Linked DNA regions of Mus musculus: regions 1, 2 and 4 are each linked to region 3. The links are chromatin loops, found by intact Hi-C in ENCODE. Cell type or tissue: left cerebral cortex. All regions are shown on one strand.

The links. Peaks named below come from ENCODE experiments on the same cell type or tissue, not always from the same donor. Only the 100,000 strongest peaks of a DNase experiment are listed, where the experiment ranks them.
Region 1: a loop joins it to region 3, with 3 times the contacts of the local background. A loop is called at or near these places in 4 of 42 quality-filtered maps.
Region 2: a loop joins it to region 3, with 2.7 times the contacts of the local background. A loop is called at or near these places in 3 of 42 quality-filtered maps.
Region 4: a loop joins it to region 3, with 2.5 times the contacts of the local background. A loop is called at or near these places in 3 of 42 quality-filtered maps.

What each region holds. Positions count from the first base shown.
Region 1 is chr2:8,532,293-8,540,292 of GRCm38, reverse strand. No RefSeq gene overlaps it. Among named protein-coding and RNA genes, the nearest start is that of Gm30904, 190 kb to the right of the region's middle. In left cerebral cortex, a CTCF peak has its summit at 3,170 (motif pointing right); DNase peaks (open chromatin) are centred at 3,238 and 3,856; H3K27ac peaks cover 1,261 bases.
Region 2 is chr2:7,265,816-7,273,815 of GRCm38, reverse strand. It overlaps a transcript of Celf2 not described here. Among named protein-coding and RNA genes, the nearest start is that of 5031426D15Rik, 340 kb to the right of the region's middle. In left cerebral cortex, no CTCF peak of the experiment used is centred here; a DNase peak (open chromatin) is centred at 3,596; H3K27ac peaks cover 7,051 bases.
Region 3 is chr2:8,376,615-8,384,614 of GRCm38, reverse strand. No RefSeq gene overlaps it. Among named protein-coding and RNA genes, the nearest start is that of Gm30904, 35 kb to the right of the region's middle. In left cerebral cortex, a CTCF peak has its summit at 4,171; DNase peaks (open chromatin) are centred at 3,412 and 4,171; H3K27ac peaks cover 3,777 bases.
Region 4 is chr2:7,252,034-7,260,033 of GRCm38, reverse strand. It overlaps a transcript of Celf2 not described here. Among named protein-coding and RNA genes, the nearest start is that of 5031426D15Rik, 330 kb to the right of the region's middle. In left cerebral cortex, no CTCF peak of the experiment used is centred here; DNase peaks (open chromatin) are centred at 3,820 and 4,423; H3K27ac peaks cover 6,951 bases.

The DNA.
Region 1 (8,000 bases), 160 kb before region 3:
CCAAGAAATGGCACCACCCACAACGTGCCCTCCATTCTTGATCATTAATTGAGAAAATACCTTACAGCTGGATCTCACGCAGGCATTTCTTCAATGGAGGCTCTTGTCTCTGTGATAACTCCAGCTAATGCCAAGTTGACACACATAATCAGCCAGTACAGAAGCCCAGCAGCTCTCCTCTGGCCCTTCTGTGCTTGTTTGTGAACACTTCAACATTATTACTGCTGGTCTGAAAGCAATACTCAACCTCTCTAGTATGCAAAAGTCATTAAAGAACTACATTACCCTATCAAATTCAACCTAGTAAACATTCCTTGAAATGTGTACTTATTCTCTCTTTGCTCTTCCTCAAGAGAACCCTGCCTAATGTCCTAATTCTTAACCCAGTCCTGACCCTGCTTCCATGAATGACTCCTGAGATCAGGGAAGAGCATCAGGGCAGCCAAGATGCGCAGAGTGTGGAAAAACTGTAGGTGGATGACTCTCGTGGGGAAAACAAGGTGAGGCAGTGCAGAGACACAAAAGTGGATTCTTTTGAGAGATTTCAAAATCCTCTGGGAATGTTACATTTGAATCTGGAAAGTCCTCACAGATTATATTTTAATTGCAACATCCTCAGGTTTGCAGGCTGCAGCGCCAATAAACATTAGTCCTGGCTGAGAGAAGTTGGTCACAGGAGGAATGGGACTTGGTGGTATTATCTGTTCCTGGTTCCCGCCTGTGGCTCAACTTCCTGTTCCTCTATTCTGTAATGCCCCAACGCTTCGTATCCCAACTGTCTCACAAGCTCGGTGCTCTAGAATGGGCTACTCCTCTTTGCCTCCCTTCAGAACAGAAGAAACAGGATTTTTTTCCCCCAAAATCTGGGCCAAAGAAACCAATACAGAGGCCATGTTTGCCTCGGGCTGAAATGATTTAGTGATGGAGACGATGTGTGTTTATCCCATAAGAAAGTAGCTTGTGACACAAAGACCCATCTTGGAAAACTGCCTGGGAAGAGGGTGAAGTTGAAGTGACAGGGGGCCATGAGTCCAAGGAAGATGACCCAGGCATGTAGCCGCTTTGCTCTGGCAAAGCCCCTGCAGCTTATGCTTGGGGGGCTGATGAGGAAGTAGCAAGGTCACTGACGCTAAAAGCGTGAGTGACCACACAGTCTTTAGCTGGCCTTGGGATCTGTAATGTAAAGGATAGAAAAGATGCACTCTCATTGATCTGTTATGATGACCCCAAAGCCCTTTTCCACAGAGTTCACAACTAACTTGAAATCTGACAATGTGAACAACAGGTTTAAATTTTCTCTCCAAGCTGTGTAACATCTCGTATGGCTGGAGTAAATATCTTCCTCTTCAGCTTTTATATCCCTTTTGAAATCCCCATCTTTTCTTCCGGACTTTTCTTATTCCTGTTGTCACTGTTGATTAGTTAAGAGACAGACCTCTTTCTCTTTTAACATCATCTCTCTCCATCATTGCTAGGTTTATTTAATAGACTAAAGCTCGTCCTTGGGCTTTGTTTTGAATTCTGTTGTTTTCCAGACTGAAGCTCGCACACAGGTTCTTTTACTGCTGTGTTTCTTGGTGTCACTACCCGGTTCCCATACTCAACCCCTGTGATTCCGTTCTTTTCAGATCATCTTAATAAGTTCCAGGACAAAATTCTGAGATCACTACTTACAGACTTATTAGAGATACATAAATGTTTAGGTAATAACTTCGGATGAAAAGACTTGCCATTTTAATGTGTCTACTGTAGAAAAATTTGCGAGGCTAGATAAATAGTTCAGAGGTTAAAGGCACTCGCTGCCCTATCAAGGGACTTCAGTTCCCAACATGTACAATGGCTCACAAATCCCTATAACTGCTACTCCAAAGGGTTCATCTCCTCTTCTGGTCTCTGTATGTATTACAAACATGGATGCATAGACATGGACAAAGACAGACAAATAATTCAACTTCTATTTTTTAACAGATACATTTATTTATTTAAGGTTACATAATGATTATTGTTTATTAGAAGCTTTAATGGCTACAAAACATATAAATTGAAAATAGATTAAGATATTCAACTGTTTGTGTGTTATTGAATGTCAAGGTTGTTGTTGTGCTTGTTGTTGCTATGTTCTTGCTTGTAGTATTTAATTGTGCTGTGGGAAGTCGCATATTTGTGAATATTTCCCTAGCAGGTACCTCTTTGCAAATAGTTTTGGTTTGTGGAAATATCTCTTTCTTCTTTGCTGCCATTATTTTGCTTTTAAAATAGACTTTTATGGGGCTGGAGAGTTGGTTCAGCAGTTAAGAATATTAGTTGCTCTTGTGGAACACCTGGCTTTGCTTTCCAGCACCCATATAGTGACTTACAAACAGCCCTACTTAGATAGTTTCAGGGCATTTGATGCCTTTGATCCTAAAGTCACCAGGTACACACAAGGTGCCCATACATACATTCAAGCTTCCCTATCGCTTTCTCTGTGACTTCCTGTACACTTCTACTTATCTCTGGAATAGTCTGTGTTACCCTGACTTCTCATTTTCTGGGGTATACTAAGGCAACTCTACTTTACCCAGAAGCTTGTACATATAGTAGTTGCTATCCACTTGATTTTTTTAAAAACAAAATTTTGGAATACTCCTCACATTTTTGATAGAACTACTACTTAAAATGGAAAAATTATTTATTCATAAAAACAGATTTAATATGTGATACAAATACTGACAAATATGTAGCCAAAAAGTTAATAGCTATATACTTAAAATATATATGGTTAGCCAAAGTTTATAAAATTTTTAATTAGAAAGTGCCAAAAATCCATCTAGTTACAGTGATAAATTGTGCATTTAATATAGAAGTTACTATTATTTGCCATTAAAAATAAATACTGTTTTGATTAATTATTTGTTACTAAGTGTCTTTACAGAATTTGTTGGACATTGTGTCAATCAGCAGAAGTAGTGTAATTAAACAATATTATCAAGATGAGTTAAAATAATGTAATCACATTACATTATTTAACTAAATTTTAAAATCTAAAGAAAATGTTTTATAAAATTTGTCTTTAAAATTGTAAATATTTTATAGCATTTTATTCTTTGATATGGATTCCTAAATGACAGGATTTAACATTGTGATTAAAGCAAAAGTATGGAACAATTGTTTTAAAAACTGGCATTAGAGGGCACTGTTGGATGCCTTGTAGCAACTACAAAACTGAATGCACAGATCAGTTGAGGAATTTTTATGGGGTTAAACTTTAAAACGTTTTAATTTTCAAACCCACATGTAGATTTAGAGACTATTTTTGCCATAGAAAGATGAGAGAGCCAGGGAGGGGGAGAGGAGGAAGAGAGAAGAAGGAAAAGAGGGAGAGCATACAGAAGAGAAAAAGAGATGGTAGAGGGGACAAAGGAAAGAAAGGAGGGAAGGAGGGAGGAGGGGAGGGAGGGAGGGAGGGAGGAAGGGAGTCATCAATCTATTGGATGAGTCACACTGACATTGTGAAGTGAAAAGGGGAATGGAAGATAAAATTAAAAATCAGAATCCTTAGAAATATTTTTTGTTTAAAAAGCTAGGTATATTAGGATGGATTAAAAAAGAAATATAAAAATCTACTATTGTAAAAGCTGAGATGCCTAAAATATATACAAAAGTAAATAAAAAGGAAAGAGGAGAGCTACTTCAAGGGAAGAATAGCAAGTGGGGGTAGGGGAAACAGGGGAAGACAATGGAATCAACTATGAACACGGCATATTATGTGGGTGAAAGGTCCCAACTAAATTCATGATTCAAATAAAAAAAAAAAGATAGAGTAGAACAACCACGATACTGCGCGTTTAGATCATTTGCTTAGTTCTCTTTAGAACAGTATGATCTGGGCATACTATCCCGTGGAGCTCTCAGACTCTGAACCACCAACCAAAGAACGTACAGGGGCTAGACATATGTAGCAGATGCGCAGGTTGATCTTAATGTGGGATCCGAATAACTGGAGCGGGATCTGTCCCAAAGCTGTTGCCTATACGTGGGAGAGGTTCTACTAGCTAGGTGGTCTCCTCAGGCCTTAATGGGAGAGGGAGTGTGTGCCTAGCCTCGCAGAGGCTTGAAGTGCCTGAGTGAAGGGAAACCCAGAGGGGTCCTACTGGCTCAGAGGAGAAGGAGAGGTGAAGAGGTGAAGGATTATGGGTGGGAGTGACCAGGACAGGGGCTGTGAGCTGGATGTAACGTGAATCAGTTAAAAAAAGAAGAAAAAAAAAAGGAGAGAGAGAGAGAAAAAAGAGAAGAAACATCATTGCCAAAAGGTCACTTTGGATGTCACCCAGGGTGCAGAACAGTACTAGAAAAGACTGATTTTTGTCATTACATTGTAAAATTATCACTGTAACTATTCCCTCCCTTGCTGAGCACAGGAGGACTATAATTAAATGTTTGGTTGCAGTGTTTTTAGAATGTATGGTTCTTTTGTTTGTTCACTCAAGATTATAACCCAAAACAACTGTAGAAGCCACAGTCAAGCTTGGAAACACAATCTTCTCTAGTAACTAATAAGTACATTCCCTGAACTCCACTAACATGAAACTGTCGCTAAGTGCAAAGAGAAGCTAGAAAAAGTCTTTGTGTATTTTCGGGCAAATCATTTTCTTTTGAATGTATTAAAGTTGTCTATGTTCTTATTCTTGGATACACAAAAACACAATTGTTATTAGACGCGTTCTCACGACCGGCCAGGAAGAACACCACAGACCAGAATCTTCTGCGGCAAAGCTTTATTTCTTACATCTTCAGGAGCCAGGGTGCAGGAAGCAAGAGAGCAAGAAGCAAGAGAGAGAGAAGCAAGAGAGAGAGAAGCAAGAGAGAGAGAAAACGAAAACCCGTCCCTCTTAAGGAGCATTCTCCTTCACCTCGGACGTGTCACTCCCTGATTGGCTGCAGCCCATCGGCCGAGTTGACGTCACGGGGAAGGCAGAGCACAAGTAGTCATAAGATACCCTTGGCACATGCGCAGATTATTTGTTTACCACTTAGAACACAGCATGTCAGCGCCATCTTGTAACGGCGAATGTGGGCGCGGCTCCCAACATCTCCCCCTATCCTTTTAATAAGAGCAAATAGGCCACCCATATTAATGAGAGTGGAGATAGAGGTCAAATCCCCAGTGTGTAGGTAAAGGAGCCATGTACAGGATTAGCTCTTAGGCTCACAGGCTTTTACCCAGAGCAACCCTGACCTGCTCCCGTGTCGTTTTGCCTGGGGGAAGGGAACTAGGACACTGAACCTTCTTGAAAGATGACATGTCTCCCTAGAATAGGCTCATATATGCCGCAGAGCCTTTCCATTGCAGTGCTTAGCCTTGCAACTCTCTCGGGCTGCTGAAGCACACTCACTCTATCCCGTGCAATGAGTCTAGCCTCATGGGATATAAGAGCTGAGTGGCCAGCGACCTATTGCCTAAGCATAGATAACCATATATCAGGGGGAGCTCCATGTTCTAGTCCTGCAAGCGCCTGGGCAATAACCACCTTGTCTCTCCTAGTTTAGGCCTTAAGCTTACAGACCAATCAAAGAAGCAACACTAATCCACAGCAAAGTGTATCTCCAAATAATATTAATCCCACCCATTTTTTAAAGAAAGAAAATGCTGAGGAGATCCAATTGGGTAATCCTTTGGTCAGCGACAGGTCCAAGCGCGTGGAGTTGACCTGAAGTCTCAATTCCCGAAGGATCTGTTCAAATTCAGCCATCCAATTCTGTAACATATACTGAAAAAGACTTTTTGACAATTTAGCTGCCCTAGTAAATTTAACATACTGAATGGAAATAACACACAATCCCGGAAACTTTTGTTTACATCCCTGCTGAGTTATTTGTCATAATACATCTAGTTGTATCTGGACAAGATCTATGAGTTGATTAACCAGCATGAGACCTCTCTGTATCTTGACATTAGCTGAGGCCTGTTCATCTATGACTGTAGTCACTGAGGCTGACAAAGTGTTAATGGTGTCAGTCGTCTGGACCTGTCCAGACAGAGCCAAGGCTGTCTGAATTAAGGCCAAACCCAGTTCCTAGTTAGTGGTAAAAAAGCAGGAGAATACTTGAGCATTATACATCACCGTCATTGGGAGTGGAAATGTCGACATTATCCCCCAACGCTGCTCTCTCTTTATTATTGACGCCCTGGACATCACCAAGACGAGGGACATTAGTATTCCCTTGGTCAGTCTGGATTTTTCGGGTGAGTCTTTCTGGTACCCAAAATGGGTTGTCTTCATTCTGTGGGAAAACACAGATAGCTCCCCTGGATCTTATCAAGATAGGATCCGGGCCATACCATTTATTATCAAGGACATTTTTCTATTTAACCATCTCATTGGGCCTATCTGGCTCTGAACAATGACGTTCAGCCGCAGTATGGCCATGAGCATCAATATTTAAAAAATTGAGTGTAAAGAGTGCCAAAGACACAGACACTCTTGGTGCTCGGGGTACAGTCTCCTCAAAAGTTCCCCTCTTCTGTTTTATAAGATAGGCTTTGAGGGTGCGATGCGCACGCTCAACAATACCCTGTCCTTGAGGGTTGTACAGAAGTCCAGTCAGGTGGGTTACGTCCATCTGACGGCAGAACTGTTGGAATTTTTGAGACGTATAAGCTGGTCCATTATCAGTCTTAAGGAGTCTGGGTTTCCCCCAAGCACTCCATGCCTCAAGACAATGTTGAATCACATGTGAGGCTTTTTCTCCGGTTAACGGAGAAGCAAACATGATGCCAGAACATGTGTCAATGGACACATGGAGATATTGAAGTTTTCCAAAGGAAGAAACATGTGTAACATCCATTTGCCAGACCTGTAGAGGTCGAATACCGCGTGGGTTAATTCCCACATGAGGAACTGGCAAGAACTCACAGCAGCTTTGACATTGAGTAACAATGTCACGGGCTTCTTTTCTTGTCAAGGAGAAACGACTGCGTAATGTTTCAGCCGTCACATGAAAATTGTTATGAAAGTTTCTTGCAGCCTCTACCGGGGATGATAGGGCAGCAGCCACCACTTTAGTGGCCTTATCTGCCAAATCATTTCCCAGAGCCATGGGGCCAGGTAGGCCTGAATGGGCTCTAACATGAGTAATATAAACAGGAGATCTTCTAGATAACAAAACTAATTGTATCTGCTGAAAAATATTGGCAACTCTACTGGAAGGCTTAATCACTCCAGCCACTTCTAAAAGATTTACTGCATTTACCACATAACAGGAATCTGACACAATATTAAGGGGTTCTAAAAAGGTTTTTAAAACTTCTAAGACCACTAAACATTCTACCACTTGAGGTGAATTTTCATTATATTGTTTGGATACCACTTTACCATTAGCCACATAGGCACCTATGCCAGTTTTTGATCCATCAGTATATACCACAATCCCATTTTTAAGTGGGTTTCTTACTGTTATTTGTGGAAACACAACAGATTGATTTTGGGCAAACTGTAAGATTGGATGTTTTGGATAATGGTTATCTATTTTTCCTGAAAAGGAGGTAACTAAAACTGCCCAATCATTAGATGCGGCTGCCAAGGTTTGAACCTGTGCAGCAGTATAAGGTACAATTAAAAGATATGGACTTTGCCCAAAGTGGGTGATTGCTGCTTTTAGGCCTTTAAGGGCAAGCTGTGCAATTGCATCAGGATACCAATCTATTATTTTAGCTGGGGATACGTTTGGATGGATCCACAACAATGGCCCATTCTGCCACAAAACTGCAGTTGGCAATTGTGCTGTCTTAAAGACACACAAACTGAAAGGCTGCGAATCCTCAATACGTTGTAATTGTGCATTCTGTAAGGCCTTTTCCACTTTTTGTAAGGCCTGGTTAGCAGCTAGAGTAAGAGTCCTAGGGGAGGAGATATGAGGATCTCCTTCTAAAATACTAAACAAAGGCCTTAACTCAGCGGAAGGAATCTTTAAAAAAGGTCTAAGCCAATTAATATCTCCCAACAGCTTCTGAAAATCAT
Region 2 (8,000 bases), 1.1 Mb after region 3:
GTTATCATTTCTTCCTTTAGATTTCTTCATTATAAATATTTGGACTTGAATAATGTACTATATCCATATCAGGAAAACCAAAAACTTGACTTCTTTTTAATTAAAAAGCTGCTGTGGAAATGGACGTTTGAGCTATTTGTCTCCCCAGATCACACATGTATGCTGTCATGAGAGCCTGGGATTCTTTAGGACATAGGTTCTCCATGAGTGGACATCTTCATAATCAGATAGCGAAGGAAGTTCCCAGAGATGGCTTTTGCCAGGCTGAGGCCTGGTCAGTTCCCCACAGTCTCCTGTGCCCCCTCCCTATGCACTTAGAATGAACTGCGTGACCATAAGGTGAACTGTCCTGGCTGGCTGTGAGCTTGCTACCTGCTGGCCTGTGCGTGCTCTCTCACACACCCTCTTGTAATTGGATATGTATTTGTTTCATTAAATTCGTGCAGTCAGCAGTTTCTGCACTAAACAGTCCCTGAGGCCAACAGAAGGGGGAAAAAAAAATCAGTAATCAACATACTACTTTCAAGTACAGAGTACTGACCTATTTATAAAAGGAAATTAAGTAAAAACCTGTAATTATAACTAGAGTACAACCTTTCAACATAGTCAATGAGAAATTCAATTTGCTTAAAATAATGAGATACTGTGGCAGGAACAATCTGTTCATGGGCTGCTCCCCAGTGCCTGAGGGTAGAAAGAAGCTCTGGCTGGCATTTGATACTATCTGTCAGTTTATCAACTCTGTCTCCTGGTGAGTTTTATGAAGATAGTTGGAGGTTTGGGATGGGGAAGTGAAAAAGAAATTCACTTACTCTCCTTTCTGTTCGGCCCTGAACTGGTAACATGTTAGAAATTGGGTCCAGTTTCCACTCTGAACACTCACCAAGTCAATGAACAGCCCCAGTCCTTCCCATGGGCTTCAGGGAGTGACCTTGAGTTCCTCTCAGCCATTGTCTCAAGCAGATGGGATATATGTATTTCTGGCTATGTGAAGAGTCTTTTGTTCAAAGTTCATCTGCCTTGTTCTTGCAGAGTGCCTATCCTATGAGCAAGAGGACAGTATTTCAAAGGTGAATTAGGGCCAGGAGAGGTCTCCATTTGTAATGTGGAAGCATGAGGGCCAGGGCACTGATCTACAGAACTCATGTAAAACAGTTGGGCACAGAAGGTGTAATTGTAATCCTTGCCCTGGGGAGATGAAAGCAGTCAGACCCCTGGGGCTTCTTGACCAGGCAACTTATTTTAAGGGAGAATTCCCAATAAGTAAGAGAGATTCTGTCCAAAACCACCAAGGTAGGTACTTCCTGGGGAACAGTACTCAAGGTTTTTTGCTGGCCTCAATGAGCATGTGCACACACTTATATATGCATGTTCACGTATGTACTTACACACATATGAACACCTATGCATATATACACATAAAAATAAAAACATTAAACTATTAAAGAGTGTCAAGTCAATTATGTCCTTATTTGATGGCTTTTCCCCTAGCTTCCTTAAGGACACCTCCTTTTGGTTTTATTTGTTTAGCTCAGACACTCACTCATTCACTTAATGAGATTTTAAATTTTTATTTTATTTCTCTGTGTGTGTGTGTGCGTGTGTGTGTGAAGTACATGTGCATGTATGTGCCTGCATAGTCTAGAAGAGAGTGTTGGACTTGGTGCAGAAGTTACAAGTATTTGTGTGCCACCTAAGTGGGTATGAGTATCAAAGTCCAGTGTTCTGAAAGAGCAGTGTGCGCTCTTCACTGCTGCTCCATTTTCTCAACCACTTCCAGAGATCCTTTTCTGGCAGTATGTATAGCCATTGTGCTGGGTTCTGCAGAAGAGCATGAACAGAAATATTGAGCTGCCTTCATGAATCTCAGATTCTAGTAGAAGACCAGGAATATACCATTACAAAACTATAGCAAGCATTTTGATAACACAGACCAAAGGCTATAAGTGTCAAGGCAGGAATACAAACAGATCTAAACACCATGTCAAAGATGATCCAAAGTAGGCCCTGGTGAGAAAAAGGCACTCTTGGCTGAGGGCCCATGTTGAAACAGGCAGAAAGACAGAATGGTATATTAGAAAACCAAGCAACCCAGAAGTTCAGAATACCCAAGGTACAATGCATAAAACACATGAAACTCAAGAAGGAAGACCAAAGTGTGGAGACTTTGATTCTTCATAGAAGGGGGAACAAAATACCCATGGAAAAAGTTACAGAGACAAAGGGTGGAACAGAGACTGAGAGAATAACCATCCAGAGTCTGCCCCACCTGGGGATCCATCTCATATACAACCACCAAACCCAGACACTATTGTGGATGTCAACAAGACCTTACTGAGAGGAGCCTGTTAAAGCTGTCTCCTGAGAGGCTCTGCCAGTGCCTGACAAATACAGAAGTGGATGCTCACAGCCATTATTGGACAGAGCACAGGGAATTCTAGCTCCAATGAAGGAGCTAGAGAAAGGACCCAAGGAGCTGAAGGGGTTTACAACCCTATAGGAGGAACAACAATATGAACTAAACAGTACCCCCAGAGCTCCCTGGGACTAAACCACCAACCAAAGAAAACACATATTGAGACTCATAGCTCCAGCTGTGTATGTAGCAGAGGATGGCCTAGTCAGTCATCAATAGGAGAGGCGCTTGGTCCTGTGAAGATTCTATGCCCCAGTATAGGGGAATGCCAGGGCCAGGAGGTGGGTGGGTTGGTGCACAGGGAGAAGGGGAAGGGGATAGGGGGTTCTTGGAAACCAGGAAAAGGGATAACATTCAAAATGTAAATAAAGAAAATGATCACTGTCTTCCTTTGCTTTTAAAACATTCTCTCACTGAACCTGGACACAAAACACCTTGTGAACCCTGCAGTGTGCAGGAATAGAACCTAGTCATCCCTTGGGCAAGCTTATATGACCAGAAAGTTATAGGGACCCTCTTGTTTCTACCACTCCAGAGCACCAATTCTAGGTAGCTGGTACCATCACAGTTGGCTTTTCACATGGGTACTGGAGATCTTAACTCAAGTCTTCATGATTGCATGACAAGTTACATACAACCAGGCCATCTCCTTAGACATGCATACATACAACACAAAATTATCTACGTAATGAAGGCTGTACACAAAACTAGGGACCTAATGTAAGAAATGTTGAAGAGAAGTTTATCAGTTACCAGGACCTGTGTGTCCACTCTGAAAGAGGCAAGGCTGAAACAGTATACACAAGTTAGCAAAAATGTTAGCTGAACTGACTGAGAAATTGAATATTTTCATACTGAAATGGTTTAGAAAACCTTTTCCACTTGGTATAGTTGATAACTGCAGCTAATGAGATTGAATTTGGTGGAAAAGGTAAGGCTTACTAGAATTTTAGAAGGAATTTCAAGTTCTATCAGTGTAAATACCTAGCATTACCAAACTCAAGCCCTCTCATACTGTTTTCCTTGATCGGTTTTTAAAACTGAAATTTCTTCTTCCTGTGTTTAGAATGCGGTTGCCGGGCAGCCCGCCCACTCTCCACATTGTCTCAGAGCTGCACACGTGGCTTGGTATCCTTTCAGAGAACACTGTGTGCGTGAGCTTGGGTCTGCTTTGCTGTGGTGGGTGGATAGAACTCTGTGTAGGAGGAAACCCAGGTGCTACTGTAGAAAGTGTGGGTGTGCCAGCAGTGGCAAACAGTTCGGAACTGAGAAGCACACAGGAAGAAAATGAAGGCACTTAGAATTGTCTCTGGTCACTGATCAACTTCCTGTGTTCAGAAGTGAGAATTCCTGGCATGGGCTCTTACTTAGGAGCTATATATGTCTGTGCAGTTTTTTTCATCCTATTCTTTACCCAGTTCTCAGAGTGAGGTAAAGCCAATTGCCTCTATTCTTCTTTATTGCTACTCTTGAACATGTACTATCTTTTCCTCACTTGAACTTGAAACTGCATCACAGAAATGTGTGAGGCAGGGAGGGGATGTGGAGGAGAGCTGGAGGGTGAAGATTTCCAGTCTCACCAGGAATGATGGTCACCTGTCCTCCAACATCCCACCTTCTCTTCTCACTCATGCCTATGCATCTTTCTCTTCATCCTGCTCAACTTCAGTGAGCACTCAACATTGACTCAAGTAACTATCTTCTGCCATGTACCAACCACTTCTGAGGTGCTAACCCATGCTGTTCCTTGTGGACTGTCACTCTCATTGTAGTGACAATGCCCAGCACAGCCAAGGAGGAAGAACGGATTTACTTTCATTTATAGTTTTGGAAGATTTAGTCAAGGATCATTTAGTTTGCACTTGGGGAGAATACATTATGGTCTACAGAAGTGTGTGATGGTGTTGAGCTCTACATCTCATGGTGGAAATGAAGCAAAGGAAGATACAGGAAGGGCCACCCTCTAGGGCCCTCCATCATTTAAGGAAGTCTCAACCAAAGCTTCCTCAGTTTCCAAAAATAGTGCCACCAGCTGAGGAAAGAGCATTTTAAACAGGAGTTTCTAGGTGACATTTCAGTCAGAACATAACTTTCTGTCCCTGAATCCCAGTTGCTCCTGGCAATATTTATAATGGAAAATGTATTAGTTGTTCTCCAAGAGCTGTCCCTCCTCACTAAGAGTCTTAAAATTCGAAATTGTCAAAAGTCCCAAGTCTCATCTGATACTCAAGACAAACTCTTAGTGATTGTCTTAGTCAGGGTTTCTATTCCTGCACAAACATCATGACCAGGAAGCAAGTTGGGGAGGAAAGGGTTTATTCAGCTTACACTTCCATGCTGCTGTTCATCACCAAGGAAGTCAGGACTGGAACTCAAGCAGGTCAGGAAGCAGGAGCTGATGCAGAGGCCATGGAGGTATGTTCCTTACTGGCTTGCTTCCCCTGGCTTGCTCAGCCTGCTCTCTTATAGAACCCAAGACTACCAGCCCAGAGATGGTCCCACCCACAAGGGGCCTTTCCCCCTTGATCACTAATTGAGAAAATGCCTTACAGCTGGATCTCATGGAGGCATTTCCTCAACTGAAGCTCCTTTCTTTGTGATAACTCCAGCCTGTGTCAAGTTGGCACAAAACTGGCCAGTACAGTGATGAAATCTATAAAACCCAGAACATTACACAATTTCAATAAATAATAGCACAAAGTAAACATGTATATTTCCAAGGAGAGGAATAGGTACATAGACATCAGAAATGGACTAAAGGAAGACTAAAACCCAGAAGACCAATCATTAATTCCTGTGGCACTGTGATGTGGAATCCAAAATCATGAGTGATCTCACCTTTGTAGCCTTATCACTTATAAGCCTACATGGTCTGTGTTCTGGGTTACCTATGGATATTTTTTTTTTGGTGGATGTTTCAAATTCCTGCAATCTTCAATATCCTGTACTTTCTAAATACATCATAGAATATATGAACAACCTTAGGAAGAAAGGATTTAGTTTTAGCTAATTGTTTCAGAGGGTTTAGTTGATTTTAACTTGCATTTTATCTACTGGGGCAGAAAACCGTGGTGACTAGAACATAGAGCAGAAACAGCTGTTCATCACTTAACAAATAGGAAGCCAAAAGAAAGACTGGGAGGGAACAGGAAGAAGATAAGCAGTACCCACCTCAACTGACCTTCTCCCTCTAGCCAAACCCCACCTCCTAAAGCTTCCAGAGCATCACACAGTAGCAACATCAGCTATGGAACAAGTATTCAAAACACAAGCTTCCAGGAGATATATCATATACAACTACACACACACACACACACACACACACACACACACCTCTCACACTACAGTAATCTGTTTAGTTTTCCCCCAATACCCTTGTCTGTTCAGATAAAGGATCTCACAAATACAATGCAATCTCTTCTCCATCCTCACAGCAGATCTGAGTGGTTTAAGTATGCAAGTTGAGCATAGGAAGAAATGTCTCTAGAAACTTAAACTTTTGGATGCAGATTGATGATTTATCCTAAGATAATGAGAAGCCCAGATGCAAGCCAGTTTCTTCATACAAATTCAGTGACTTGTAGTCAGTCTAGCTGAAGTCTGGAAAATGATGTACTGGGAATGCCATTCTGAACATGGAAAAGCTCGTAAGCATCAACAATGTCATTTGTTGTCCACTGTGCCCCAAAAGCTCTTTAAGAGTAAAGCAGTACTTCAGTTTGCTGTACACCAAACAATCCGAGCTATGTGTATATTGAGAAATGACAAATACTCTTTCCTGTTCTTTCCCAAGAAGCACAAATGTGCCTTAGAGCAAAATAGCTTTAATGACCAAGAGAACATTTTGCGTACAAACCTTCTGATACCATAGACTAATTGCAATTAACATTAAAGGACTAATGTGTGATGTGCTGCACTTTAAAATGCCCTTGTAGTGGATTCTGCATCACTGGTAAGAGCAACTAAATGAACACAATAAAGTGTGGCAACATTAAAAAACAAAATAACCTCTCGATTGCTCAATCCCACCCCTCTTTTGCCACGTGCAGGGTATTTCACAATGTTTTTCAAGTGCTTGTTCCAATGACACCAGCACTTGACTAGAAATAAAGCGACATGTTTGTCCAATTAAATATTTCATCTTAACCATTCCCCAATGTATCCCAAAAGAAAATGGTGTCAAGAATTAACACATAAATATTACTCCCCCATCAAGCTCAGGAATGAGACCTTCAATGTAATGAGTCTAAGGAAACTACCTTCCTGTGAACAGGGGATTCCTACTTACCAATACTCTGCTTTCTGGTTGTAAATAAATCATCTGCTCTTTAAATTATGAAGCATTATAAACAATGCTTTCATTGATAATTGGTTCTGAAGACAATGCTCTCCCATGCTCACTAACTTGTTCTCTCTCTGAGTCTCTCTGTCTCTCTGTCTCTCTGTCTCTGTCTCTGTCTTTCTCTCTCTCTCTCTCTCAAGACTTGGTATCCTTATATCCCAAGCCTTGAACTCAGGATCCTGACTCCCAAATTCTATGATTATAGGCAAATATGACCACACCCAGAGGAAATATATGAAATATTTTAAGTCTGTATTAAACCGAAATGTGTAATATAAGATTACCAATATAGTCAAAATGTATGTTCTGGAATCTCAAATAAACATGAACGAAATTTGAGCCTGTTTTACATGTAGCATCAGTCCCTCTATAAGGAGGGTCTTTAATAGACTGATGTCACTCTTCAGAGGAACTGGTACTGAGTTCTACTACATTTCCCCCAGGGACTCAGCTGTGGGTTATGTACAATGTCTGTGGTTTGTGTTAAACAGATAAGATAATCAATACAAGGCATAAAGCCCAAAACATGTCAGCAAACCCTTAACCTCATGCAAAGGGTGGATGAGGGGCTGGAGTTGCTGACTGTAGATTACATAGGAGCCAGGTCACCTGGCTCACCTGACAGAGGCCAAAACATATGCTCTGGGTGCCACTAAGCTTCATGAAGCCATGCATATCCGTGAAAATGGCCACAAGTGTGTGTCCTCAGATCTTTAGTTCAGAAGTGAAACCACAGAGGTGAACATAGTGAATAATTGTAGGATTCTGTCAACTTCTGACAGATTGAGTGATTTCTCATCTGAAGATGATTCAGAAGTTTGCTTATCTTTATTCCGAGTACCCACTTAAGTCTAGTTTTAAAGATTACTTATTATGAGAATTTCCAGGGACAGGTTGGAATAACACTATAGAATATGCATTAAGAGCAATGGCTTTTAGAGAGGCTTAACGTAGTTCTACCTCTTATGAAATGTGGTCAGATGTCTATCACATAACTTCTGAGAGACTCAAGAGAACTCTTTCCCTTTAACATGAATATAGAAGGAGTACATAGGTCTGGGTGTATAAAAATATTAAATGAGATAATAAATAGGAAGTCCTCACAGAGGCTGGAGAGATGTCTCCTCCTTGAAGTTCTTGCCAAGCAAGTGTAAGAATCTGGTGAACATCCATGGAAAAAGCCAGACATGGTGGTGCAGGCTTCCAATGCCAGGATTGGGGCCACAGAGACAGGAAAATCCC
Region 3 (8,000 bases):
CTGAAAATAGTAGGAACTAGAGACTTGCCTGAAACAACATAGATTTATGGGAGATAATATCTGTTCAAAAGATTTCTAAAACCTCTGACAATGAACAAAGCTAATTTAATACTTGCTCGGTTACTTAACATTAATAACAATTTAAATAAAATACTTTCTTGTAGGTAACTATTCAGCATCCATATATCTGTCACGCTAAGATGAAAATAGGCTCTTGATAATTGATTATTGACTTGCATATTTGTATACATGCATATTGGTGAGATTTATCTGCCTAAGACATATCCTTGATTTCTGGGATTATGTATTTCATTAGAGGACTGAAGAAATAGAATACAAGATATGATTAGCTTGTTTGATAGCTTAATGATGTAATTTTACGTGTGTGTGTGTGTGTGTGTGTGTGTGTGTGTGTGTGTGTGTACTCACCTATGTGCTGGTACCTGTATAGTCTACAAGAGTGCTTTGGATTCTCAGGAGTTAAGGGGAGTTGCAAGCTGTACAACATGAGTTCTGATGTTAACGAAACTTGAGTCCTTCACAAGAGCAATTATTCTTGACTACTGAGTCACTTCTTTAGTGCCTGTTTGTTCTATTATAGGGCAATGACCATAAGATGTCATCTTATGTGTTCTCCACAATAACTGTCTTCAATTTCCCTGGATCCTAGGATGAGTGATAATTGTCTATATCAGGGCAGAGTTTTAAAAGCTACTGTCAGAATTGAAACCTTCTTGCTCCAGTTGTGAATCCTGAAAAGGACATATCTCTGACAGTGACAGCGTAGCAGCTGAAATTCTATCTATGTCATTTGTGTTCCAACACTCATAATCCAGAGTACCCAGGGCTAGTTGAGCCACTACTGGCATAGAGTGTCTTATTAACATTTCTATTGTTGTGATAAGATAAAACACCATGACAAAGTCAACTTATAAAAGAAAACATTTAATTGGGCATATGGTTCCAGGGAATTCGACTCTATGAAAGCAGAGGAGAGACATGACGACAGGAACAGCTAATTAGCTCACATCTTAAACCATAAGCAGGACACACAGAACACACTGGGAGTGAGATGGATCATTTGAAACCTGAAAGCACATGCCCACCAATAAATTTCCTCCAATAAGGACATCCATCCTTATCTACTACAAACAGTTCTACTAAGTGGGGACCAAGTATTCAAGCATATATGCATATGCAGTCAGTAAAAATTCAAACAACCACATGCACATAGCTAGAGAGTGTGGTACACATATATAATCCTAACACCTTGGAAGAAGAAGAGATAGGTTCTTAGGTTAAGTCAGATTTGGCTATGTGATGATACTGTATCTAGTAAATGGATATCATTTTAATTCCTTGAGATTTTGAGTTTTTATAAGCCTGGAGGCCTTGGAACACTACCGATACAATCATAAAGAGTGGATACATGTCTCTTATTGGCAGGAGAGTTTCTTGAACAAATCCTGGGAATTTATAAGGAAGTGAAAACAGCATTGGTAGAACATTAGGCATTCACAAAATGAAGGCAGGGTGAGTGTAGTAAAGAAATACAAAATCTAGCACATACCTTGGTTTGTGTTGTAGGGAAGTTATGCTTTGAATGTTGGTGATCATGCCTCGAAATTTATTCTTTTCCTGAATTTCTCTGCAATGCTATGATTCTGTATTTATTCTTAAGAGGGGGATGACATTGTTTCTGTTTCCAAAAAAACCATGTAAATTGGTGTGTATTAAATTACCTTCTTTAATTATATAATTTCAGATCATTGAGAGGCATATTTTTCATATGCATACACATGAGAATTTTTTCTAAACTGACTTTGTCTTGGCGTTATAATCTTTCATATAAGCAGGCATAACTTAGACTCTGAGAATGCCATCTGATTTGTTATTTTGTTTATTGTTATATTCTTTTCATTAGCATCCCTCTAACTCTTTAATTGGAAAGGCACCCAAGTCTAATTCTCCAATAATGTATTTACAAAATTCCAAAGATTTCTCGTTCCTCTCTCTGCATGTTTCATATGTGTATATGTGTTCTTTGCATTTTCTGATGGTCATTATGAAATATATTTATATTTTCTGTTCTTGGGCATGGCTGTGTAGCTTTCCATTGTGAAAGTCACTTTTGTTTTTAAGCACGTTCTTTGAGCAACTTGACAAATGTTTTTTACTCTAGAAGAATTTATACAGAAAAATTATAAAATTATTATTGTTTATATAAGTGTGTTTACCTATAACATATGTGATATATTGTCTAAATACATGTTTTGGAGCCGATTCAAACAAAAGGCGACAATGTCACAAGAAAAAGTAGACAATATTGCAAGAAGGTTAAAAAAGAAAGAAGCCATCTTTGGGGCTGTAGAAATGGCTTAGAGGTTAAAAAAACTAGCTGCACTTGTAGAGGACCCATGTTGGTTCTTAGTACAAAGTGATGAGCTAACAATAATTTCTAAGCTCAGATCCAAAAGATTTGATGTTCTTTACTAGACTCTGTTCTTTAAAGACTCTGTTCTTTACCCCCCCCCCCCACACACACACACAAACGCAGTGCACATGTATACATACAAGCAAAATACTCATACACATAGAAAATGAAAATGAATACTGACAAAAAGGAAGGAGTGAAATCTTGGGAGCCATGCATTTCTTGGTTACATTTCAAGTTTATGTCTCAGCTATAAGAGGAGAGGGAGAGAGAGATGACACAGTGATTATCGGAACATACTGTTCTTGCAAAGGACCCTAGTTCAGTTCTCAGCACTCATATATGGTATCCAGACCCACCTGTAACTTCAACTCCACAGATTTTGATGCTAAAGTAGATAGAAAATATTTAATTCAGTTAGGTGACTGTGGGAATAATTTGAATAAGAAATTGAGTAAATTAATTCATTTTCAGTGTGGTTACAAATATTTGTTTTAGAATAAAATTTTATTCCAAATTGTCTCTCATACAATGTCTTTTCTATCTCTCCCTTACCCTCTCTAGTGCTCTCTCTCTGTCTCTGTCTCTGTCTCTCTGTCTCTCTCTCTCTGTGTATGTAAGTGTATTCACATTTCTTTAGAAATGTCATGTTATAGATTTCATTTTAAATATTGTCTACAGTGAAAAAAATAAAATCATACTTAACTCTAAGTCCTAGAAAAAAAGCCCTACATTTATATACAAGAAAACCTTTTATATACAAGTAGTACATCTAAGACTCAACAACCCATCTGTTACTAGGAAACTTGTTGACTTGTCATCCAATGCAGAATAGTAACATAATATAGTTGGAATGTAGTTCTGCCTAACATGATGTCTATGTAACTTCTACCACTATTGAATGGAAGATTCCAAAGTAGGGTGATGATGCAGGTATCAGATAAGGAACAGGTTGGTTCTCTTTCTATGGTTCTAATCTCTCCAACAAAGCCAGCTGATACTTCAGTTTGAGCCACTACTTTCCCTGAAGTTTCCCATACAACACTATAAACCTTTCAGAGTTGCTTTGTTATGTTAGAAGAGGCCAGAATAAAAGAAGCCTCAGCCCCTTCTTCTTATATACATTTCCTTTCCCTTTAAAAACCAGTTGCCCTTTTTGTACTTTATTTCAAAATGTTTCCCCAGTTTAACATTTCCTGGTAACAGATGGGTTCTTGAGTCTTAGATGTACTACTTGTATATAAAGGGTTTTCTTGTATATAAATGTAGGGCTTTTTTCTAGGACTTACAGTTAAATATGATTTTATTTTTTCACTGTAGACAATATTTAAAATGAAATCTATAACATGACATTTCTAAAGAAATGTGAATACATTTACATACACATAATTGTACTGAAACATCAGTACAATTGAAAATCTATGACCAGATAAACAGAAATTTATCCAATCTGTGATTGTTCCCCATAACTCTGATTCTTTATTGCATAAGGATCAAGTTGTATGTATGAAATATAACTAAAATTGTAATTGAGTAAATCACATCTAACAATAAACAGAATAACAGAATTATAAGCAATAAGATGCATTTTGAAGGGGAAAAAGGAAAGAAAAACCTAGCCTGCTAATGTTCAGTATCATCTTAGCATTGTATCTAGGAGAGTATTGGTCATAGAAGGAAGGGCCTATGGTGTTGCAGAAGATGCACAGTCATTACCTGGGTGATGATGGACCATAGAGGGAGCTGTTGCTCAAGGCATGGCAACCCATTTAGCATTACAGTGAAATTTTCACTGAAACAGAGTACTTTTAAAGCCTCACTTCTAAAACCTAAATTTATAGCTGAAATGTGAAGTAAAATGTCAGCGAGGTTGGTATTTTTGGAAGGAAATTATAATAAAAATTATCTCTCACCTTTTTGCTGAGAAATTTTTTCATGGGAAAAAATGTCTTTTATTATTCCAAACAAAAATATCTTTAAGAAGATGGAAATAATTCTGCATTGTTTTTGCCTGACATTGTACCCACTTTCATACTGATGGGATTTATTGGAAAGAACATAATCTTTAAATTTGAATTACATATACCTGTAGCAACTATATAAATTATCTTCAAAGCACCGACTTTTAAAATCATTTCATGGTATTTGGAAATCATAAATTTATGAATTAAGTGATAGTTGGCAGAGAAAAAACATGTTGCAGTAGGTCAAAATCATGGTGATTTATGGTTCTATAATCATCATAAAAATTCATTACACATATAAGACAAAGAAACATTTGGCTGGTGACAGAAACTGAAGACAAACAGCTTTCTGAAGTAATTGAACGTATAATCTGAATGTGTGCCACCTGGTTAGTTGAGAATTAGCCAACATGAATAATAACACTTCTTAAGAATGTACCCCATCAATTAGTATTAAAATGTGAGCTGCCACATGGATTGACACATTATGTGACAAAACTTAAAATAGCTTGTAAACTAGTATTCTCATGAAAGTCCTCGCCAGTGCCCCGAGGTAAACATAAATTCTATGATTGTGGACAACAGCTAAGACATCATTATTAATAGTCTTGTATTTTCTGTTGCAATTCAGAGGAGCATCTGAGAAGTGCACACAAAGCTTCCAGAAGACATAAACTTCAACTGCGTATGCCCTAGTGTCTTGATAGTTGAGGAACTTTGGAAGCATCATTTTTTTATTTTGTTTATTTTTTATTAGGTATTTATTTCATTTACATTTCCAATGCTATCCCAAAAGTCCCCTACCCACTCACTCCCACTTCTTGGCCCTGGCGTTCCCCTGTACTGAGGCAGATAAAGTTTGCATGACCAATGGGCCTCTTTCCACTGATGGCCAACTAGGCCATCTTTTGATACATATGCAGCTAGAGACACAAGCTCTGGGGGGGTACTGGCTAGTTCATATTGTTGTTCCACCTATAGGGTTGCAGACCCCTTTAGCTCCTTGGGTACTTTCTCTAGCTCCTCCATTGGGGGCCCTGTGATCCAGCCAATAGCTGACTGTGAGCATCCACTTCTGTGTTTGCTAGGCCCCGGCTTAGTCTCACAAGAGACAACTATATCTGGGTCCTTTCAGCAAAATCTTGCTAGTGTATGCAATGGTGTCAGCATTTGGAGGCTGATTATGGGATGGATCCCGGGATATGGAAGTCTCTAAATGGTCCATCCTTTCGTCTCAGCTCCAAACTGTGTGTCTGTAACTCCTTCCATGGGTGTTTTGTTAAACTGTATTCTCGTTCTTTGCTTGTTTGTTTGTTTACTTTAGGCATGCCAGATGTGTCGTCATTGACAGTTAGCTTCCGAGTGCAAAAGCTCTGTGATGTGGGCCGCATTGTTTTGCTAATCATCTTTCCATATTAGTAGAGAAAGGGCAGCTTTATGCTCCATTTATGATGTGACATTTTGATGATTTCTCATTAAAGCTCTCTGAAGGCTGTTATGTAGTCTTGTATATATACGTGTGTGCGTGTGTATGTATGTGGGTGTAATTATTGAAGAGAATATTAAATAAGAATATATGAGACATATGAGACATGAGATAGTCTTATTAAATGAGGATATCTTACGCGCGTTCGCAACCGGCCAGGAAAGACGCAACAAGCCAGAATCTTCTGCAGCAAAGCTTTATTGCTTACTCAGGAGCAAGAGAGGAAGAGCGTGGCAGAGAGAGGCAGAGAGAAAGAGAGAGAGAGAGGCAGAGAGAGAGGCAGAGAGAGGGGCAGAGAGGGAGAGAAAGAGACGAAGAGGCGAAGAGACGAAGAGGCGAAGAGGCGAAGAGGCGAAGAGAGGGAGTGCCAGAACCCTGTGCCTTTTAAGGAGAATTATCCTCCACGTAGGACGTGTCACTCCCTGATTGGCTGCAGCCCATCGGCCCAGTTGTCATCACGAGAAAGGCAGAGCACATGGCGGGAAAACTGCCCCTGCACATGTGCAGATTATTTACTACTTAGAACACAGCTGTCAGCGCTATCTTGTAATGGTAAATGTGAGTGCGGCTCCCCACATCTCCCCCTTTCCTTTTAATAAGAGCAATAGGCCACCCATATTATTGAGAGTGGAGATAGAGGTCAAATCCCCAGTGTGCAGGTAAAGGAGCTGTACACATAACCCCCTTCCAGGCTCATCACCCAGAGGGGTCCTGGTCTGGTCCCGTGTCGTTTTTCCTGGGGAGAAGGACGCTTGGACACTCAACCTTCTTGAAAATTGACATGTCTCCCTAGAATAGGCTCATATATGCCGCAGGGCCCTTCTACTGCAGTGCTTAGCCGTGCAACTCTCTCGGGTTGCTGAAGCACACTCACTCTATCCCGTGCAATGAGACTAGCCTCGTGGGGTGCAAGAGCGGAGTGGCCAGTGACCTATTGCTTAAGCATAGATATATCAGGGGAAGCACCATGTTCTAGAGCTGCAAGTGCCTGGGCAATAACCACCTTGTCTCTCCTAGTTTGGGCCTTAAGCTTACAGACCAACCAAAGAAGCAACACTAATCCACAGCAAAGTGTATCTACAAATAATCCCACCCCCACCCATTCTTTAAAGAAGGAAAATGATGAGGAGATCCAATTGGGTAATCCTTTGGTCAGGGACAGGTCCAAGCAAGTGGAGTTGACCTGAATGATGGCAATTCCCGAAGGGTCTGTTCAAATTCAGCCGTCCAATTCTGTAACATATACTGAGAAAGACTTTTTAACAAATTAGCTGCCCTAGTAAATTTCTCATACTGAATGGAAGTAACGCACAATCCCAGAAACTTTTGTTCACATCCCAGCTGAGCTATTTGCCATAATACATCTAGTTGTTCCTGGACAAGATCTATGCGTTGATTCATTTCTGCCCATGGAGCATTTTTGAGATTGGAGGATGGCGGCCGCTAAGCCTGCATTGGTGAGAGGTCTCCCAAGCTCCCGACAAACCCTGAGCCAGTCTTGTAAACCTTTGTTCTTTCTTGGGGCTATGGCCGCTCGGCATTCCTGCGTGGCTTGCTCATAAATGAGTTGTTCTACCAGAGGTGCGGCTTGCTCTGAATCTGCGAAAATACGCTCTGCTGCCTCTGTCATTCTGGCCACAAAATCTGAGAAGGACTCCTGGGGTTTCTGGACAATCTTTGTTAGTTGTCCAGTGGCTTCACCTGCTCGAAAGAGCGCCTTCCAGGCCCTAATAGCCTTTTCATCTGATTCAGAACTACTAAGAACTGGCTCCTTGAGCTCTTCTAGTGATGAGTATAGGCTCCTTCTCCTAGAGACCTCCGCTGATTGATCTTTTTTCTTTTCTTTTTCCTTCTTCTTCCTTCCAATCTCTCCCCAGGTATTTTTCCCTGACCCAAACTTTTCCTCGGGTTCAAGACCCTTGGAAAGGCCTGTATACTTATTTTGTGCACCATATTTCCTCTTTGCTCCTACCCTCTCTCCCCGCTTTACTTCTGATAGATTGCCCTGAATTTCATCCAGAATTTTCAGCCCTGCCTTAACCACTTGATAACATGTGAAAAGGAACAAAAAGGCTCCTAACACTGGAGAAAGTTCAAGGCCAAACATACCTTGTAA
Region 4 (8,000 bases), 1.1 Mb after region 3:
CTCACACACACACACACACACACACACACACACACACACACACACACACATGCGTGCATGCAGAGACAGAGAGAGAGAGAGAGAGAGAGAGAGAAACACACAGAGAAGTCACTGGAGAGACACGGCCAATTTTAGTCCTCTGGAGAGCTTGGAAGGATTTACAGTGAAATGGAAATTTTACTGGATGGAGAATAAAGGCTGAAGTTTTAGTCCCAAGCCTGAAACGCAAAGCAATTGCATAATTATTTTGAACATGAATGTCCTCCGTAAATCAATGGTCCTGAAACTAAACCATGGTGACTTGAAAATGAGCTTTGACTTGGGAATGATTTGCTAGTGATAAATTGAGGAGCCAACACCACTGCCACTCTTGAGGCCAGTGGCACATATTTTCCCAGATTACAGATATCCACTATGGCCATGAGACAGCATTAAATGAGTTCAAATCAAGGAAGCTGGTTCTTTGTAACATTCTAACTGACTGGGGTTTTCTGAGATAAATTATGTGGCGTTGGACCTTAAAGCTCTTTGGAATTGCTAGAGTAAAAATATGAATACTGAAATAATAATTTACTATGTATAGTTATGGTGGGCCAACCATGATATTGCAATTTGCCTCTGTGTGTATGTATTCATTGTACAACATGATTGTACATTGTAAACAGAGTGATTGATTACTCATTTTTCACTCTCTCATATTTCCCCCTACTACTCCCATTAAAAAATTCTTACAGGGACCAGGGAATTCTGACTCCTCATTTATCTAAAAGAGCTTTATGTAGGTATGGTATGATTGGAAGATGGCAAATTAGGAATTGGGGTATAACTATAAAAAAATAAATTGTGTAACCTACAGTAAGATGCAGCTTACATTTTCCTGAAGTTTCTTATACCATGTCTATTTTAATCCAAAGAAAGCAGGAAAGAAAATCAAAGAGAGATCTTGTTTTAAATATGACTATGGTATATATAACATTCTCTCCATAAATATCCAAGAGCTATTTAATGCTAGAATCTGATACTTGACCAAAAGCAATTCTATTTCCTTATTCAGTTTATAACCTTGGTAATCTCCCTAAATTCTGAAATACTCGGTGAAGACGCCACATCAACTTACACCACAGGCATGAGTAATGGAGGGGCTTCTTGGGGTGCCCCTTTGTGTATGTTTGTTCATGTGTTTCATTTTTCACTGTTACATTTTATTTATGTAAAGAGAATGTTTTAAAAAATAGGGACTGACAGCAAAATGAGCTCCCTGACAGCCTAACAAAATGCCTGCCATAGAAATTGTGGCTTCCATTTGTAACTTGCAGGCTCTCACTGCAAGTATTGAAATTACAGGTTCATTCCCTGCCAGAGCTCAAAGTCACATATGTGTAGGGTTCCATTCTGAAAAGCAGCAGGTGTTTCTCTTTCATCTTGACTTTCTCCACACATTAAATATCAAAGAAAACCACTGGATTGAAAACTTCTCTGCCTCTGTCTCTGTCTGTCTCTCTGTCTCTATTCTTCTGTCTCTCTGTGTCTCTGTTTTTCTGTCTTTTTCTGTCACTCTGTCTCTGTCTTTCTCTTCCCCCACCGTGTGTGTGTGTGTGTGTGTGTGTGTGTGTGTGTGTGTGTGTGTGTGTGTGTGTGTGAACAAGCTCACTATGTCATTATGTAAGTTTTCTTCCTCACACACAAGACCTGGAAGAAAAAGGCTACTGAAGCCGAAATACTTCAAAACTCCTGACAGAATAATTTACAGTTAGACTGGGGGGGAGTTCCTCAAAATAACTAAGAGTGAGACCATCAAGGAGAAAGACAAGAGAAGATCCCGGCTCTTTAGTACCAACAACAGAAGTTGTAAATAGAAAGTGAGTGGTGCCAAGGCCTTGCTGTAGCATTCATTTTATCCAGGAATGGCATGGGAGACATTTTGAAGATTTTCCAGTCTAAGATGGCTCCTTGATTTAGATAAGAGAAGAATTTTTGCTCACCAGATGTGTGTAGCTTAAGACAGTCAGATTGATACTGACCTAGGGATACAACATCTTTCATGGTTAGTGACTGTCTGTTGCTCTAGGCAAGAATAACATCCTGGAATTAGTACATCCCAAAGGATTTTAATTAGCACCAAAGACAAAATTAGATACTCTGGGAGTCTCTGTTGTTTCACCTTGGGGCTTCAGGAGTTGGATGGAGCTGGGAGGCAGACTGCTTTATCATCTTTAATGAGGTTTAAGGAAATATTTAAAACTCTATCTTGTATGAATGGGAGGCAAGGGAGAACTATCTGAATGAAATCACAGAAATGTAACTCAGTGTTACAAATAGCTCCCTACTTACATTCAATAATCAATCAATAATCAATGAATTTCCAGCTCTCCTAGTCTCTCCTCAACTTAATGAGTACTTCTTGGGTAAGCCCATCTAGCTTCACACTAGGACTAAGTAAATGGTGTGACTATTTTTAAAAGATTATTCTCTCTCTCTCTCTCTCTCTCTCTCTCTCTCTCTCTCTCTGTGTGTGTGTGTGTGTGTGTGTGTGTGTGTGTGTGTGTGTGTGTGTGTGTATGTGTGTGTGTGATATCTGTATGGAGACCATGTCTTCTGAAACTGGAGTTACAAGAGATTGTGAGTTGCCCAGCAGGGACAATGGGACTAGAACTCTGGTCCTTTGGAAGAACAGAAAGTTCTCTTAACCACTGAGCCATCTCTATAGCCCCAGGGTAAGATTTAAGGAAAGTCCCAGAGCTTCTACCTTGTCACAGGTCTCCCTCGCTTGTCCCTAATTCCTTGAAAAAAGAGCAAAGAGTCTTAACAAGAACAAAATCTAACTAGAAAAACCTATCATTAAAATCCCTTGAGATTTTTTTGGAAAATATAGCAGAGGTAGCCAAGTGACCCCTTAAATCAACACACTTAATGTTCTAAATGTTAACTCATCTGGAAATGAGGATTGCATGAAATGTGACCTATGACGACAGGGGTACTGGTCTAAACCAGCCAGGATGCACAGCATTCTTCTTACAGATGTACTCTCTGTAAGGGACTGAGTTCTTCCCTTCTGGTTGATAAACCATTCTTGTAGCATTCCTCTGCCATCTTCCTGTCAGGGCAGCCTCACTAATCTACTATAGGTACTTACTTTTCAGGTCACAGAGCTAAGTCCAGAGAAGAAAATTACAATCTAAATATCACATAGACTCTGTTAGTCACAATCAAATCTAGAACCCGGTAATTTTCTTTACAATTCAGTGAATACTGTGCTTTGCTGACATCTGCTCTGTCCTTTTCAATTTGTGCCTTGAGTGTCAAACCAGGATGCTATAAAATAGCATCTATCACCAAAATAGGGTAGAAGGCTAGAATGAAAAAAGGATTGATGCAGAGTACCCATTTCCATACCCACGGAAAACAGCTAAGGACTGTTTCCTTCATCAAGAATAAAGATCCCATCCAGGTGTGGTGGCGCAAGCCTTTAATCCCAGCACTCAGGAGGCAGAGGCAGGTGGATTTCTGAGTTCGAGGCCAGCCTGGTCTACAAAGTGAATTCCAGGACAGCCAGGGCTATACAGAGAAACCCTGTCTCTAAAAAAAACCAAAAAACAAACAAACAAAAAAAAGAATAAAGATGCCGTGTATCATTGTCCACACACTCCCCTTTCCAGATATGGTATGAACTAGAAGTGTGGGGCTGAGATAGACAAGGCAAACTTTTCTGGGACCAGCTTGAACCATTTTAATGGAATAAATAGATGTGTCTTGCAGAGTAGCAGAAAACTGGCTTTCAGTCTCTTGTAAGGAACAGATGGGAGGTAGGAGTTGAGAACACTATTCTGAGACTGTAGCCATCATATCTGATTCTTTGGTTTTAGCCAAATCACCCAACTGGCTTGTGACTCAGTTGTTCCCATCTGTCAGTGTGTGAAAATAATGGCTTCACCATCTTCTGCACCTCCTAGACTCAAAGGTGGGCTTTGAGAAGCAATAAATGAATCCCTTAAGATATTCTGTATTGATTCAAAACCACTCAGGATACCAAAGATGCATTAATCACTATGGTTAAAGGAAAATTAGCTTTAACCTTTGGGATCAGTGAGTATCCAGGGCCCCTTCTAAATGTAAATATTATTTTCAAAAGGACAATTGATCTGGAACCCATTCCTATGGATCAATGTATTTTGCTGTGCATTGTATCAATTAAGATAACTAGTTCAGCCTGAACCACCCTTTGACAATTTGATCAAAACTACAAAAGGAAATAACACAATGAGCCTTGTTATTCTCCAGTTAGTTAAACAAGAGCTATCAATACAAATATGCTACTAGCTTGATAGAGTGTGTACAATGTGCAGCATCTCTCGTTAGACCTGTATCTATAAGCATCCCTCATTAGTCCTGAATCTATAAGCTGTGTGTGCTTTCAAAGCTGAAAATGTTCTTCCTACAGAAGCACAGATCTTCACGTCCTCTACTCCTTAACATTTCTTTAAAATAATGCCAACTTCCCTCCTCCTCAAGTTTTCATTCTAAAATGTAAAATACATGTGAACATCACTTCATTCTGTGAGTGGCTTTGGAAAGTTTATATAAATTACAATTTGACGGTGGTATTCTGTTTTAGAAGTCACACTTTTTGATGGTTCATTTAAAATGATAATGCCTTCAAGTTGTTTTTGCTAATGCAAAAGAACTTTTGTTTAAAAAAATCTTAAATTTATCTTTAGACAGGCTTCTTGTTGGAAATTTGAAGAAAGTCATTTTTGTTTGATGCAATTCTACTTAATTTACAGAAAACTATTCTTTCATGCTAATGAAAGCTCTTTCTGTAGGATGTGAAAGATCCAATAATAGATTCTTAAAGGTCATTAAAAATAGTCACACTTGTAATATGGAAGGCATAAAGTAAACGTGTTAGTGGCTCTGCCTCAGACCATGTTTTGTGGTTAAGAGGGCAGTTGAGAAACGAGAGTTGGGTAGTGATGACTGAGTCTGAAATAGACATTTTCACAAATCAGCGTTCTACGATGTCTGGAAGTCAGATGACCAAAAGGGACCTTAAGACATAATTGCTTTTCCTTTCCTTTCTAGCCAAGTAGAGACAGAGCAGTCAGGTTGGAATAGGGTCTTCAGACATGCTTCCATGATCTAGCTATGGTGTGAGTTGAAAAGAGGAAAGTTGGAGACATCACCTCTAGTGGGCCAGCTCAGGTTTGTTACTTATTCTTTTTGTTCTCTGAGATCCTCTAGAAATGAGAGGCTAACTGTGATGGCATGCAGAGACATTGCCAGACTCATAAAAGCAACCACAACTCTGCATCTCATTTTGACACAACAACACTGATTAGAGCATCCGTCAGCAGATGTCTAGCAGAACTGACCTCAAGTTGCACATATCAAGAGAACACACCCAAACCAGCGTTTCCTACCCTTACTTCCTCCACTAAAGTTACTTCGAGGAGACTGCATACCGCTGCCTCATCCCATTCAGGTTCCTCACTTATAAGTTATGAGATGGCATCTCAGATTAATTTATCTCGACATTAAGCTACAGAAGTGGCACCATGTTGCTTCAGTGATGTCTTTCTGACCCCAAAGTCACACGAAAGTACAGTTGTAATACGCCCTAACAAAACATAACTAAGACCATTTTGATTTACCACTAGCATTCCTAAAACTCCAGCTTGATTGAAAAGCTCATTCCCTGCAAGTCAATGTCATCTCTGCCCTTGTCTAACTCGATTTCTTGGTTTAGTTATAGATTAATAAGTGAGTCCAAAGACACATGAGACCTGCTAATTATATCTACACACTCAGTCTCTTTCTCTCTCTCTCCCTCTCTCTCTCTCTCTCATACACACACACACACCACTAGATGGATAGATAGATAGATAGATAGATAGATAGATAGATAGATAGATAGATAGATAGATAGATAGATAAATAGATAGATAGAGATAGAGATATATATGATATAGATATATGAAATATGTTTTTCACCTTTCTGTTGTATAATTAACTTAGGAAATCTGTTTGTCGATGGCAAACTGGACAATCCATCATGAGTAGGGAGAGAGGGGGCATGGGATTCTTTATTCAATTTGACATTAGTAAAATTACACATGACTCCAAGAACATCTAGTCTCTTGATCTAATATGTAGTCAATATTATGGGAAAGAAGACAGGACAAGTGAACCCAAAGGTAAAGACACATGCTACCATGCTGCCAAGTGTCTTCGTGACTTAATTCAGTCCTTGGACTCACATGACAGGAAGACAGAAATGATGCTTGCAAATTGATCTTTTACTCTTATACATGAGCTGAAACACATGCCTTTATGCACGTGTGCATGTGTGTGTATGTGCCTTTGTGCATGTGTGCATGTGTGTATATGTGCATGTGTGCACATGTGCATGTGTGTGTGTGTGCATGTGCCTTTGTGCACATGTGCATGTGTGTACATGTGCATGTGCACATACACAAATAACTGTAAGAGAAAAACTTTTGAAAGAAGAATGAGAATCACTCTGTCTGTTTGCTATGGTGTTGTGTAACAGAAATAATCAGTTGGCAAGATAAACAATGTCCCTTCAGATCATTTTATTATCATAGTATTAGAATTATCAGATTGATTGGATTTCCAGGTATATTACCCATAGAAAAGCAACAATGGCTTTTATCAGAAGAGTAGCTAATGATGTTCCCATTTAAAATGATTATACAAAACCTCCACTTACAAGAAAAAATACCCAATATATATTCCATTGCAAAGGGGCAGAGGTTCTTAACATAGAATACTAAAAGGCAGTTTAATCCATTAGTGCATCTAGATCTCTATCTGTCCTAACACATGTAAAGAAGCAGGTTGGGTCAGGTGCTTTTCTTTCAACAGACGCCTGTGTTACTTGGGTTATTGTTCTTCAGAAATATATGCACCAATTTCCTGCTGTGAGAGCCTATTTCTTGCAGCAGGTCCTTATTGGGTTAATCTTGATGAAAAGACGAGTTTTCTGCAAGTACAGTAAAGGCCTTGTGGGTAGCTGCAATGCAAGGACACAATCATAGAAGGCGATTTTAACCCAGAGCCAGATGAGTTCAGCTGTTTTAATTATTCAATTAGTGCCAAGTGATAAAATTGGCAGAAAATAAAACTGACTTCAGTAGAAATAAAAGAGTGAAGGGGAGGGGGCTGTGATGAGTCCCCGTTCAGGATGACAGCCTGGGAAATCAAATTTTCTTAGCTGAGAAGCTCCTGGCTCTGTAACTTTGAAAAAAATTAGTATTTTACTTTCCATAGATCATGAAACAAATGTCAAGTGGAATTATAAAGGGTGTTCTTCCTCTTGGTGCTAGAAGTGAGGGTGGGCCGTACAGGGAATAGGAATATTACTGTTGGCTTGACAACATTATGCTCAGAAAATATCAAAAAGCAAAGAGAGTTTAAAATGGGTATTTACATATAATATCCATGCATATTTACATTTAATATCATATTGGATTTAATTTTATTACTTTCCGGAAGGCAATTGGGAGAAAAATAAACACAGTGGAATGTTATCTCATTGGCATGCAGAATCAATATGGTAATCACATGGCTGATATAAACTCATAAGAAAATGCTTCTGACATTTCATCGGCGCTTCTTAATTTAGTATTTACAATGTCTGTGTGAAATGATATAGTAGTTTTATTGTTTAATTATGGAAATGGCAGCATGTAGCAGATTCTTGACTCTTCCCCTTTAATTGCTCTCAAATTATTGAGTGCAAAAGTATAAAGTTGGGTATCCTTGGTAGGCTGGCTATTGTATATATTTAGAGTAGTTTCTAATCCTGTTCAAAATGTATTGGAAAAATAGGTGTTTTCTTTCATGACGTGGACTTTTCTAAAGAATAATAATGTAGCACAACGGTGTAATCACAATAAAAAAGAAAAATGATGGTTTTGAGTCAGGTAATATCCAGAAAATTTTTATTCATGTTGTCAATGTCACCTAGATTTATAACTTGA